Regions from separate parts of the Homo sapiens genome. Here all the other regions are linked to region 3. The links are chromatin contacts, found by Hi-C in ENCODE. All regions are on one chromosome and are shown on one strand. Each heading gives the region's core, a stretch centred on a gene start or an enhancer-like site at or near the end of the contact. The rest is flanking DNA. Distances are from core to core; before and after follow the strand shown.

Region 1 (2,700 bases), core at 93-2,592, 3.0 Mb after region 3:
AGGACCATAAATTACCTTGGTCATCTTTCCGTGTGATGATCTCCACATCCGAAACTTCTCCAAATCTGCTGAACTGATTTTGTAGGTCTGCCTCAGAAATGTCCTGGCTAAGGCCACCCACATAAAGGCGCTTCGTTTCTCTGTTCACTTTCATGAAGGCTGGGCATATACTTGGGTGTGTTTCAGTGGGAAAAGTAATTTTCTGTATACAGAGAAGAGTTCTTTCCCTTAGTTCTTCTAAAATCTAACAAAACAACTACTTCCTCTGAACCTTCTGTATCAAATCCGTCTCCTGGATCTGTATTTCACTTCCTATTGTATTACTTCCAAATTTTAGTCTTCGAGGTTTTGCCCAAGCCCTACATCCACATCTTTCATGAATGCACTTTGGAACAGCAACCCCATACCCATATAGACACAGGTACAGACAGAGTTTTTTTCCTCCAAATGGCCATAATATTACACTCTATCCCTCTTAATTTTATGTATTCATGTTTTTAGATGTTTTTCCTTGACTCACTCATACATTCATTTACTGTCTTTAACAAAGTCTGACAGAAACAGGATGTAACGCACTAAAAGATAAAAAGAGCTAGCCTACCTCTTCCTAATTGTCTCCACCCCCAACCTACCCACCCCAGCCTTCTTCCTCCTAGAAGACCCAAAGAAGTGAATAGAGAGGCTAGGAGCTCCTTATAGTCACAAAAGAATAAAACAAATGGCACAATATTATGTCACAATAAAAGTGCTGCAAAGTGGGGTTCAGACACAAAGATCAAGGGATATAGCGAATACAGACTTGTGTTTTTGCTATGTGCCTGCATTGTACAAAGTAGTTTGCATGTTTCCCATTTTTCAGGAGAGCAGAAGAGGTTAAGTCACTTCCTCAATGCCATACCGAAAATTAGTGAATCCAGGATTATAATGCAGGTCTACCTTCAGAACTTGGAATTCTTAACACTATACTATGAAGGTTGCTGTATCACAGGGGACTCAGGAAAACTTTTCCAGAGGTACTAGGGCCCATCATAGTATCTCTCATTTCGTTTAGCACCCGGCAGGCGCTCAGCTCTCGCCCTTCCCTTCCCCAAGAGCTGACAGACTCTTTCCAGAAGAGACTCCCAACCAGCGTCCACCACATGGCGTGTATTCTGGGCAGAACTTCGGCCTACCTCTTCCCGATAGTCTCCGCCCCCAGCCTACCCACGGCAGCCTTCTTTCTCTGAGAAGACCCAAAGAAGTGAAGAGAGACTAGGAAACGGCCCTGTGACTTCTCATGCCCGAAACCCACTCCTCACCACGTCGTTCACCTAAAGCCAGCGCCGCTGCAGCCCCTAACTTCTGGTCACGTGTCCCAACGGAGCATCCTCTCTTCCTTCCTACTCGATTTCCAACCCAGCCTCCTAAGGTTCCGTTACCACAATTCAGTTCCCAAGAGCTTTTAATTTCCTTTTCCGTCCTCCCACCTTCCCTGACGCCTCCGTCACCTCCCCCTCAACGACTGCAAAAGAGCCTAAACCAAAATCCCCTAGTTTCTATTGAACACTATCGCTGTGTGTACCAATTCCTGGACTAGGTCGGCGTAAGAGAGGAAGTAGGTGAAAAAAATAAAGAGGCGCTCCCCTCCACGTGATCCCAGCCCTGCCTCTTTAGTGAGGCACGCGGCCGGGCGGCTCCAAGGCTGCCGGCTAGGGTGAGCAGCGGAGCGCTTGGGCTTGGAGTAGCAAAGAACGCGCTCTCCAGAGAAAGTATAGCCACTGCTTAGACAGCCAGGGAAACGTGTGCGGGGAAGTGGAGGACTCAGGCTCTCGTGCGAGAGCGGAGTTGGACGTGCAGGGCCGCTGGGGTCACGCGGAGCTCTCCCGCCTCCCCTCCGCGTGAGCTCTGGGATGGTCCGCGCCGGGAGCGCGCGCGAGGCTTGAAGCGCGGGTGAAGCGCGCAGGTCGGAGTGACAGCTGCGCTGCCGGCCCGGCTGCGGTCAGCAACGCGCCATGGACGCAGAGCTGGCAGAGGTGCGCGCCTTGCAAGCTGAGATCGCGGCCCTGCGGCGAGCGTGTGAGGACCCACCGGCGCCCTGGGAAGAGAAGTCCCGAGTCCAGTACGTGACCACCCCAAGTCCCCCAGGGCCCGCTGGCCAGGGTTCCCGGGCCAGGCGGGTGAATCTCCACAGACATCCTCGGTCTCCTACTCCCAGCCCTAGAAAGTGGGCATGAACTGGCATTGATCCTGTCATGACGATGGCCTAGAGTTGGGAGCAGCGCGTACGGCGCCCAGCTGTAAACGCATTGCAGGGTATTAACTCGTTTAATCGCAGTCGTCTGTGTGGATGACTGACAAGGAGGAAGTCTTGACTATATCCCTAGCTAGATAATTCCGCCTCCAGTATGCAGAAGTATCTCTAGTTGGGATTTAATAACTCCGTTTGGTTTCATGGCATTTGTTTTGGTAGGTCAGCTAACCATCTCAACTGATAATGACTTTGTGTTTACGATGACATAAAAATTCCTTTGAAAAATAACTTCGGTAAAAAACTAAGTTGATAAAAGAAAAGTAGTTAATATAGACTGCAGGAGAATTTGACATTCCTCTGAGGTAGGTGCTACTGTTAGCCCTGTTTTATAGTTGAAGAAACTGAGGCTCAGAGAAGTTAGGTAGCTTGTCCAAGGTTCCAGAGAAAGGAATTGTCAGAGATGGATTGGG
Region 2 (2,748 bases), core at 41-2,540, 3.5 Mb after region 3:
ACAGCCTGGATCCAAACCCTGGTGTATCCTCCCAGAAAGCAATTCCTGCAAACAACGCTATGGAGTCAGGGAACGGGAGAAGAGAAGCTGGGGAAGGACTGTCCAAGACTCCCGCTGCCCTGCCGCCTGGAGACCCTCGACCAGCCTGGTGGTCTAACCTACTCTCCCCCCAGTGGGAATGACACAGACCACTGAGGTCTCCGTCCAAGAGGAACACAGCAAGCCACAGCGAGGGGAAGGGCCCGAGAAGCGGGGCTGGACAGGAAGTGGGCCAGGGAAGTCATGCTAGCTGGTGGGAGCGCAATCCCGGCCATGAGGACACAGCGCTGGGCCTGGGGCAAGGGTACTGGGGGACCCATGCCAGGGGCAACCTCCACGTGCAACCCCGAGCCCCTACTCACTTAGGCCGCTGTCCACGACCTTTCCCCACCTCGGAGGCACTCATGAAAGAAGCAGAAACGCTCCGAAAGTAGCTGCGCCCAGAGAGGGGAAGTGCTTTCTCTGAAGGTGACAGAGCCGCAGCCACCCAGACCCAGGCCCACCCTCGGCCTCTCCCAGCGGGTCACCAGCATCCGTGGCCTCAGCTCCCGGCTCAGCCACTGCCCTCCCAACCCCACCCCACACTCAGACACACCCGGAACAGCGACCACCGCAAAGCATCAGCCCTTACGAAGCCCCGCCCCGCCGGGGCCGCCCAGGTCCGCACAGAAGCAGGCGGGCAGCTGCAGGAGGCGACAAGGCGCCCGGACCCCTGCATTAGCGGCGTCTGCAACGGCCGCGGCACCGGCCTGCTAGCCAAGGCCGGGCCCACTCCCACATACTGCCCGTGCCCCCTCCGCCCCGGCGGCCCACCCCTGCCGGCCCCCGCTTGGCAAGCTGACCTTGGCCGCCCTGGTGCCAGGGACGACGCCCACAGGCCCCGGCGCCGGGCGGGGGTCGCAGGGCAGGGCGGCTCGGCTCACCTCCTTGAGCTGCTCCATCTCGCTGCGGATAGCCTCATAGTCCACCTCGAGCTCCTCGAACTGCAGCTTGAGCTGGTGCTTCTCCTCGAGCACCGCCAGCCCGTACTCGGCCGCCTGGATCTTCTCACGCGTGGTCTCGGCCAGCTCGTGGGACAGCCGCTTCACCTCGGCGCGCAGCCACTCCGGCTGCGCCTCCATCACCAGCCGCGCGTACTCCTCCTCCTCCGACGGCGCCGACATGGTGGCCGAGGGCTGAGCCGGCTCCCACTGAGGCTCTCGCAGGCCGGGCCCTCCTCAGCCGCCGCCGCTGCCGCCGCCGCCGCCGCCCTGCCCCGACGGCCGCCCGCCCGCCCGCGCCGCCGCACGGCTCCTCCCCTCCGGCGCGCGGGGCCCGCTGGGGGCTGGAGTCCTGCCTGCGCTCCGACCACAAGGTCCATCATGCCCGGCGCCCGCCCGGCCCCCGGCTATGATTGGCCCATGCTCTGTGAGGGGCGGGCCCTCGGGCGCAGCCACTGACGCCAATGTGGCCCAGGGGGCTGTGGGGACAGTAGTCCCGCTAGCGCACCGACTACAAAACCCGTCCAGCCCCGCGCCCACCCGTCCCCGTCCGTGATTGGCCTGCGCCGCCAGCGTCGAGCCGGATGTACCGGCGCCTTGCAGTCCCCTGGACGGCGGTCGAGTGGGCGCGGCCCCGCGGCCTTCCCCACACTCAGAGCCGGGGACACTGCTCGGTCGCCGGGCCTCGCGCTCCCCTGTGCCTCTGGCAGCCGGCGGCCACGCGGGGTGGCAAGACGGCTGCCGGGAGAACCCCCAGGGGGAGGCGGGTGCGGGGCGGCAGGACTGGGCTCCCGACCGTGGGACGAACAACGCGGACAGAGCCCGGGAGGCCACGAGCTAGAAGCGCATCCGAGAGCGCGGGTGAACGGCTGCTGCTGGAAACCCGTGGACGGTGTGACGCATGCTCTGTGCAGACGTCTGGGGGCGGGAGGAGGACGGGCCAGCAGGGGGCGCCCAGGGGCCAGCGGGAACCTCAGCACCGCCCCTCAGTCCTTCAAGGTCTATTTCTTGGGAATAAAGACATTTCCATTAATACAGGGTCATAAACGTGGTAAATATAATTGTTGTCTCCGCATCTATTTTTAGGCCTGACTTAAGTTGTTTGAAAGCCAGTCGTACCCTTCGCCTTGGCGTAGGTAACACTTCTCCGTATATGGTGGTGTGTGAGATAACTCGTTTATTCTTTATCTCATTGACCTAAAGCGCAACACACCCCACAGCCGCTGACCGCCATAGCACCTAATGGCCAGTATCAGTGCAGATGAGTTCACCCTTCCCTCGTATTTTCTTTAGCCAGTCCACAGGCCCCAAGGGAAATCCTAAAGGATGATTTCCATGGACCCTAGCACAGCCATAGTCCCTTCCTTCCCACCGTCTCTCACTGCCCCTCTCCATCTGCTTGTCCGCCTCTCTTAGGCATCCCTAACCTCTCCGGAACCTAAGAATAATAAATTCCTTCTGTTTTGTACCTTTTAATTTTACTTTCTCATTGTATCTCACCTGAACCCCACACCCATTCGGTTCTCCTAGAGAGTGGCTATCTTGGCTTATGGTCACTCTCCCTCAAGACCAAATTAGAAAGAAGCCATGACAGCAGAAATCACAGCACACAGGGTACTGACACTATCTAATGCACAGTCCACACTCTAATTGCACGAGGGCCCAACACCATACTGGAGAGTTTCAGTATTGTTTTTGTGGTCCAGGATCCAGTTGCATTCAGTCGTCA
Region 3 (2,722 bases), core at 163-2,662:
CCATGGAGATTATAAATGTCCTTAGCCGGCCTGTCTCACTTGTTCAGAAACCGGAAAAGTCCGTGGTCTGCAGTGTGGAAAAGGGCACCCGGACCTCTTACTTCCAGCCTCTAGTCTGGAAACTTTGTCTAAGGTACCCCATCTACATTACTTAGTCACAGCCACCCTGAACCCACTAGCCTGTACTGCGCTGGAGCATTTCGCATAAAATGAAATTAACATAAAAATGACACGTGCTCGTTGTGGAAAAAATACCAAAAAGATCACTTTTAATTCTGTCATCTAAAAATAACCACCAGTTACATTTATAAATTTCTTCCAGTAACTTTTTTATATGAACATGTTTTTAAACTTGGGTCAATATTAAAAGACCAGAAGTTGTTAAACATCATTTTAAATCCCCTTATCCAGGAATTAGCATTGTTATTCTTGGCCGCAGCAGAATATTATTTTATTCCCTCAAGCTTTCCATGGCTTGGGTCTGCCCTGGTTTTGAACATTAGGTTAGGCTACAGAAAGCATTCTGGGTCTCTGGCCCATTTGTTTCTTTCTTTGTGGAGACGGGGTCTGGCTCTGTTGCTCAGGCCTGTCTGGAACTCCTGGGCTCAAGCGACACTCCACCTCGGCCTCCCGAGTGGCTGGGACCACTGGCGCCCGCCGCCACCGCGCCGGCTCCGGGCCTCTCTCTACGCGTGGCTCCGCAGGCTCCATTCTCCACACAGTCGTCTAGGGGGGCGCCAGGAGCCCCGCGACGGGCCAGGCCGGAAGCTCAGCAAGTGCACCAGGCGGCGAAACGGCCGGCTGCGCAGGGCAGCCCCGGACACAGCCACGCCGCGGCCGCCCGGCGCTCCCCCGACCCAGCCGACCACGAAGCCGCCCTCCCCCTCACACCGCAGAACCTTTCTGCCTTTTACTACTTTTCAAAGTGGACCTAGGCTCCTGGCTCGAGCCTGAGGGGATACAAGGGATCACGAGGAGCGCCATCACCGTGCAAGGTCGACAGCTTCCGCTCAAAGCCCTGTGGCCCACGCTTCCGGCCTCGACCGACTACGTCATCACCAAACCCCGTGATACCTCACTCCACCTTCAGGTCCTCCGTCCCAACGGTTCCGTGTCCTGGAACTTTCCACGTTCCTGCGCACGCGCTCTGCGGCCCTTAACGTCCCGACTTCGCCCTCCTCTGGCCACGCCCCTGCCCGTTAAGGGCCCTGCCACCCCCGTGACGTACCTATCTTCCCTCGGGCAACCTCGCAACAGATCTCTGATTGGCTGACCCAGGAAGCGGACTTTGCGAGGCGGCGGCGACGATAGGCTGGCAGCCGGCCGACTTCCGCAGAAGGTGATTGGTCGGCGCTGCTGTCCAATCGGCGGCGGGCTGTCGGATTCAAATCCGGATCGTTGGGACTGCGGTCGTTAGTCTCCGGCGAGTTGTTGCCTGGGCTGGACGTGGTTTTGTCTGCTGCGCCCGCTCTTCGCGCTCTCGTTTCATTTTCTGCAGCGCGCCAGCAGGATGGCCCACAAGCAGATCTACTACTCGGACAAGTACTTCGACGAACACTACGAGTACCGGTGGGCGCCTTTCTTAGACCCCGAGCCGGCTCCCTCAGCCGGGGCCCCCGCGGGCGGGGCGACCCAGGCATAGTAGGGTCGGGGGTGGGGGCCGGGGCCTGGGGGGCGGAGCCCGGGGCCGGAGGGCGAGGGCCGGGGTTTGGGGTCGCGGCCACCTGGCGCCCCGCGCAGTCGGACATGGTTGGGTGCCTGGCCGCGCCGGGCCGGTTGGGCCTTTGTTCGGTGTGCGCGGAGGGTGAGGGAAGAGTGCCCACCGGGCCGCATTTAGTACCTGGGTAGGAACCGGCGCAACTTGGGGGTCATGGGGTCCTCGGCGACGCGGAGTGACCATCCCGTCACTTTTTTCTCGGCCGTGGCCGAAGTAATTAGGCCGTTCAGTAGCTGGTCTCAGTTCCAGTTCTTTGAACCAGTCCAGGAAAACCCACCTGGTGCCGTCCTTTTTCCTTTAGCAACCGTGACACACTTTCCCTGTCGCTGACGGGGTGATGCAGCTTTTACTAGTTTGTGGTTTAGAATGGTCAAATGGTCATTTTCATCTGTTAACACAGAGGAACACTTTTCTTTTTCTTGTTTTTGAAGTGAGTGGTATAAGAATAAGCTTTGGAGGCGACCCCCCGAAAAATGAGCTTGATGGGGATTCGAAAATGTTTACTGGGTATGGTGATTTGGGCCATTATAGGTTAGCCGCAGTCATACAATTGAGGGTATTATTAAAGGAGTTTCATTTTAAGGCCGATTAAGAACTTGAGTGGACTTTGGGCATCATTTTCTGCTAGTATACACTGGCCAAATTTTGGGCTTTGAGAAACTTTTGCGTTTGAGTCCTGAAGCACCGTACTAGAACATGGTGGCTGTAATCGATCAGTAAAATTAGACAAATTTTAAATGTCCCTGTCCCCTTCCCCCCAATTAAAGTAGATTGGGGGAAAGCGAGTAGGGACATTTAAAATTTGTTGTCCTTACTGTATGCGGGACACTTCATTTAGGGCGTGGCTTCAGAAAACAGTCAACCCCTTTTTCTTAACTAGGTAGCGACTAGAACGCTGCGTTCTGGGATACTACCAAGATTTAGGGGAGATAAAGCCCATGCCATCGTTGGCCAAATTGTGACCTTGTTTTCTGTCTGCTGCCTTTGTAGGTTAGATTTCTCCGA
Region 4 (2,700 bases), core at 2-2,501, 3.8 Mb after region 3:
TGGGGCTAGGAGCTTCTTGTGGCGGGCTCCGGAGCTGGAAATGCCAGGCCTACGAGAGGGAAAGCAGGAAGGAAAGCGGGAGGGAAGTGGAGTTGGCCCAAGGTCACTCATTTTACAGTCCAGGAAACTGAGGCTCAGGCAGGTTAAGTGACCTCTCTAGTTCGGGTCACACTGTCAAGCTAGTGTCTTCTTTTGAAGGTGGGGGACTGGGGTCCCCCAAGAAGGTGTCCCCCCCCCACCCCGCCGAGCGAGGTCACACCGTTGAGTCCTTCTCCCCTGGATTTGGGAAAGCATCACTGGGCACTGCCTCCTTTGGCTGGTCCCTGTGGCGTACTGGACGCCCACCGGCCTTTTGCCCCAGGCCTGGCCCTGTACTCCCCAGGGCCTGACTTTCTGTATGACGTTGGATCAGTCACGTCCCCTCTCAGTTTCAGTTTTCTCATCCAAGGGGTGGGGCGCGAGGCCGGGAGCGGGGAGGTGGACTGAGCCGGCCGGCGGGCCACCTGGATCCCGACTCCGCCACTCAACGCGGCAGGGCCCGGAAGGGCGGGCCCAAGACGGGCAGGGCTCCGGGCAGGAGCGGGCGCCTCCAGGGAGGCGCGCGGCGGTCGTAGCTGAGGCCGCCTTGAGGGCGGGACTTGGACGCGGGCAGGGCTCGAGTGAGAGGCGGGGTTAAAGGCCGCTGCGACGGCGTTATAGACGCCGGCGGGACCGGGGCCCAGCGAGGGGAGGGACTCTGGGCCCCTCGCGGCGTCTTAACTGACGCTGGGAGGGGCGGGAGTCCGGTGGCGCCCGCCCACGCCCGCAGTCGCCCGCCCACGCCCGCAGTCGCATGGCAGAGCAGGAAGGGGCGGGGCTCAGGGCCCCTGGAGGCGCGGAGGCCGACGACGGAGGGGGGCGGGGCTCGAGTAAGGGGCGGGGCCCGGTGGGGGGTTCCTTGAGGCTCGGAAGCCGTCGTCGGAGGGGGCGGGGTTCAGGTGCAGGGCGGGGCTCAGAACTCCGGGAGAGGCGGAAGCCGACGCCGGAGGGGGCGGGGCTCGAGTGAGGGGCAAGGCTCCAGGATCCTCGCAGCGGCCTATCCCAGGACGGCAAGGGGGCGGGACTCGAGTGAGAGGGGCGGAGTTTAGAGCCCTGGGGGAGCCGTAGCGGGCGCGGAAGGGGCGGGGCCTAACGGTAGGGGGCGGGGCTCGTCAAAGGGCGGGGTTTAGAGTCCCCGAGGCTACACAGCCAAAGCCGGGGGGCTGGCCTAGCCAAAAGGGGCGGGCGAGCACGGCCCGCGGGCGGCGTTCGCTGGAGCTGGTGGACCGGGCGGCTGACCGAGGGGCGGACGCGCGGCGGGGCAGACCGCTGGGGACTGCGGGCGGCGCTGTGTCCGTCGCCATGACAGGTGGGCACGGGGTCGGCTGGGCGGCAGGGATGCGGGCGCCCTGGATGGGTGGCCCGGCCCGGGGGTCCGGCTGCCTTGCGAGTCGCCTGCAGGCCGCGCCTGGGCAGCGGGGGCCGAGTGACCTTGGCCCGTCAGCTGTCGGTGGTGCGCGAGTGCACCCCCGCGAAGTGGTGGGTGTCCCGGGGCTTCTACCCGGCGGGGCCGTGCCAGCCGAGGCGGTGCCGGGCATGATGGGTGGTGGCCAGGTGCGGGGCCCGAAGAGGGCGGGGGCTACAAGGCAGCTCCAGGGTGGGGCTGCACAGCCGCGGTCTGGGCTCAGCCACTGCCAATGTGTGTGTGTCCCGTGGTGGGGAATTTGGTCTGAAAGAGTAGGAGGTGGTAGAAATGACACCGGAGAGAATTCACAGCGGTCCTGCTGTGATTCTGGCCACGGAAACAACGCTCCATCCTTACAACCACCCCAGCGAGGTCGCGGGACAGGCGATGCGTTCCTCGGCGGCATGTGATTCCTGTGGGACTCTTGGAGTCTCCCAGACTCCTTCGGTGGTCCACGACGCTCTTGCCCCTGTTTAGTTCTAAGAGAATCGGGGACAGCGACTGGACCCCCCAAGGTTGTTGTGCTCCACGCTAGTGGCCCCAGCCCAGCCTTCCTCCCCAGGGCCTCTCTGGTCTGGGGACCTGCCCACCATCCTCCTGATCCCAAACAGGGTGACTCTGCCCTGTGGACCTTCCCCTGTTGGAGAAGCCCCATGAGGGTGATGGGCTGGTAAGGGACCCCATGGCAGCCCGGCCAGGGAGTATGGGGGTTCCCAGAAGCTACACTTCATTCTTACTGTTCTGTTTCATGGAGCAGAATTGGCTCAGGGGCTCAGGGTAGCCCCAGAAGTCCCTAGTCCTCTCTCGGTGCTCGCTCTCTTGAGTCTCAGCCTAGGTCCTGCCCACAAATAGGATCTCATGGGCTGGAAACTGATGACTTCCAGGACACCAGGCCAGAAGAGACTTCCAGCCTAGGCCACAAGAGACCCCAGCTGCCACCTGCTCCCCTTTGTCCTCCCTTCTAACTCTTCTTATTTGTGGCTCTCATTTCTGAGCACTTACTGTGCATTGGACCCTGTGTTGGGTGATTCCTGTTTGAAAATGATCAGATGGGGACACCTGGAATATCTCGTCTGTGTACAGATGGGGAAACAAAGTCTTAAATTGTGCCCTGCCCAGGCTGGGATTCCGTAATTCCCTTAGTGAGTTCATCAGAATGCGTGGGACACAACTCAGAGCTGTGTTGGTCTCCAGGGAGCCCTGTCCCAGGGACTGGG

What was found. A loop is a pair of places that touch in the nucleus more often than their neighbours do. Pooled maps may share reads with other maps.
Region 1: a map of B cell shows a loop between it and region 3 (10-fold over the local background). The contact joins the promoter of NOL8 here to the promoter of CKS2 in region 3. A Hi-C loop is called at or near these places in 2 of 168 maps with a recorded cell type or tissue (B cell and naive thymus-derived CD4-positive, alpha-beta T cell) and 8 of 50 pooled maps.
Region 2: a loop to region 3 is called in a map of B cell, with 11 times the contacts of the local background. The contact joins the promoter of BICD2 here to the promoter of CKS2 in region 3. A Hi-C loop is called at or near these places in 5 of 168 maps with a recorded cell type or tissue (B cell, CD4-positive, alpha-beta memory T cell, CD8-positive, alpha-beta T cell and 2 more), 2 of 37 single-sample maps with no recorded cell type and 14 of 50 pooled maps.
Region 4: a map of gastrocnemius medialis shows a loop between it and region 3 (6-fold over the local background). The contact joins the promoter of CARD19 here to the promoter of CKS2 in region 3. A Hi-C loop is called at or near these places in 1 of 168 maps with a recorded cell type or tissue (gastrocnemius medialis), 7 of 37 single-sample maps with no recorded cell type and 11 of 50 pooled maps.

What each region holds. Positions count from the first base shown.
Region 1 is chr9:92,324,008-92,326,707 of GRCh38, forward strand. It overlaps NOL8 (nucleolar protein 8), which reads right to left and starts at 1,343. Exons shown (of 17, transcript NM_017948.6): 1 at 1,299-1,343; 2 at 16-202. The coding sequence starts at 154. CENPP (centromere protein P) reads left to right here and starts at 1,946. Exons shown (of 8, transcript NM_001012267.3): 1 at 1,946-2,098. The coding sequence starts at 1,992. RefSeq lists enhancers at 625-1,513, 1,292-1,411, 1,442-1,551.
Region 2 is chr9:92,763,543-92,766,290 of GRCh38, forward strand. It overlaps BICD2 (BICD cargo adaptor 2), which reads right to left and starts at 1,291. Exons shown (of 7, transcript NM_001003800.2): 1 at 963-1,291. The coding sequence starts at 1,202. RefSeq lists a silencer at 1,242-1,981.
Region 3 is chr9:89,309,783-89,312,504 of GRCh38, forward strand. It overlaps CKS2 (CDC28 protein kinase regulatory subunit 2), which reads left to right and starts at 1,413. Exons shown (of 3, transcript NM_001827.3): 1 at 1,413-1,569. The coding sequence starts at 1,511. It overlaps MIR3153 (microRNA 3153), which reads left to right and starts at 2,443; the gene lies at 2,443-2,524. LOC105376136 (a long non-coding RNA gene) reads right to left here and starts at 1,020. Exons shown (of 3, transcript XR_930101.4): 1 at 1-1,020. RefSeq lists a silencer at 719-948 and enhancers at 959-1,248, 1,919-1,968.
Region 4 is chr9:93,094,966-93,097,665 of GRCh38, forward strand. It overlaps CARD19 (caspase recruitment domain family member 19), which reads left to right and starts at 1,252. Exons shown (of 6, transcript NM_032310.5): 1 at 1,252-1,387. The coding sequence starts at 1,381. It overlaps LOC101927993 (a long non-coding RNA gene), which reads right to left and starts at 545. Exons shown (of 4, transcript NR_188444.1): 1 at 403-545; 2 at 1-49. RefSeq lists an enhancer at 240-289 and silencers at 400-709, 730-1,479, 1,500-1,609.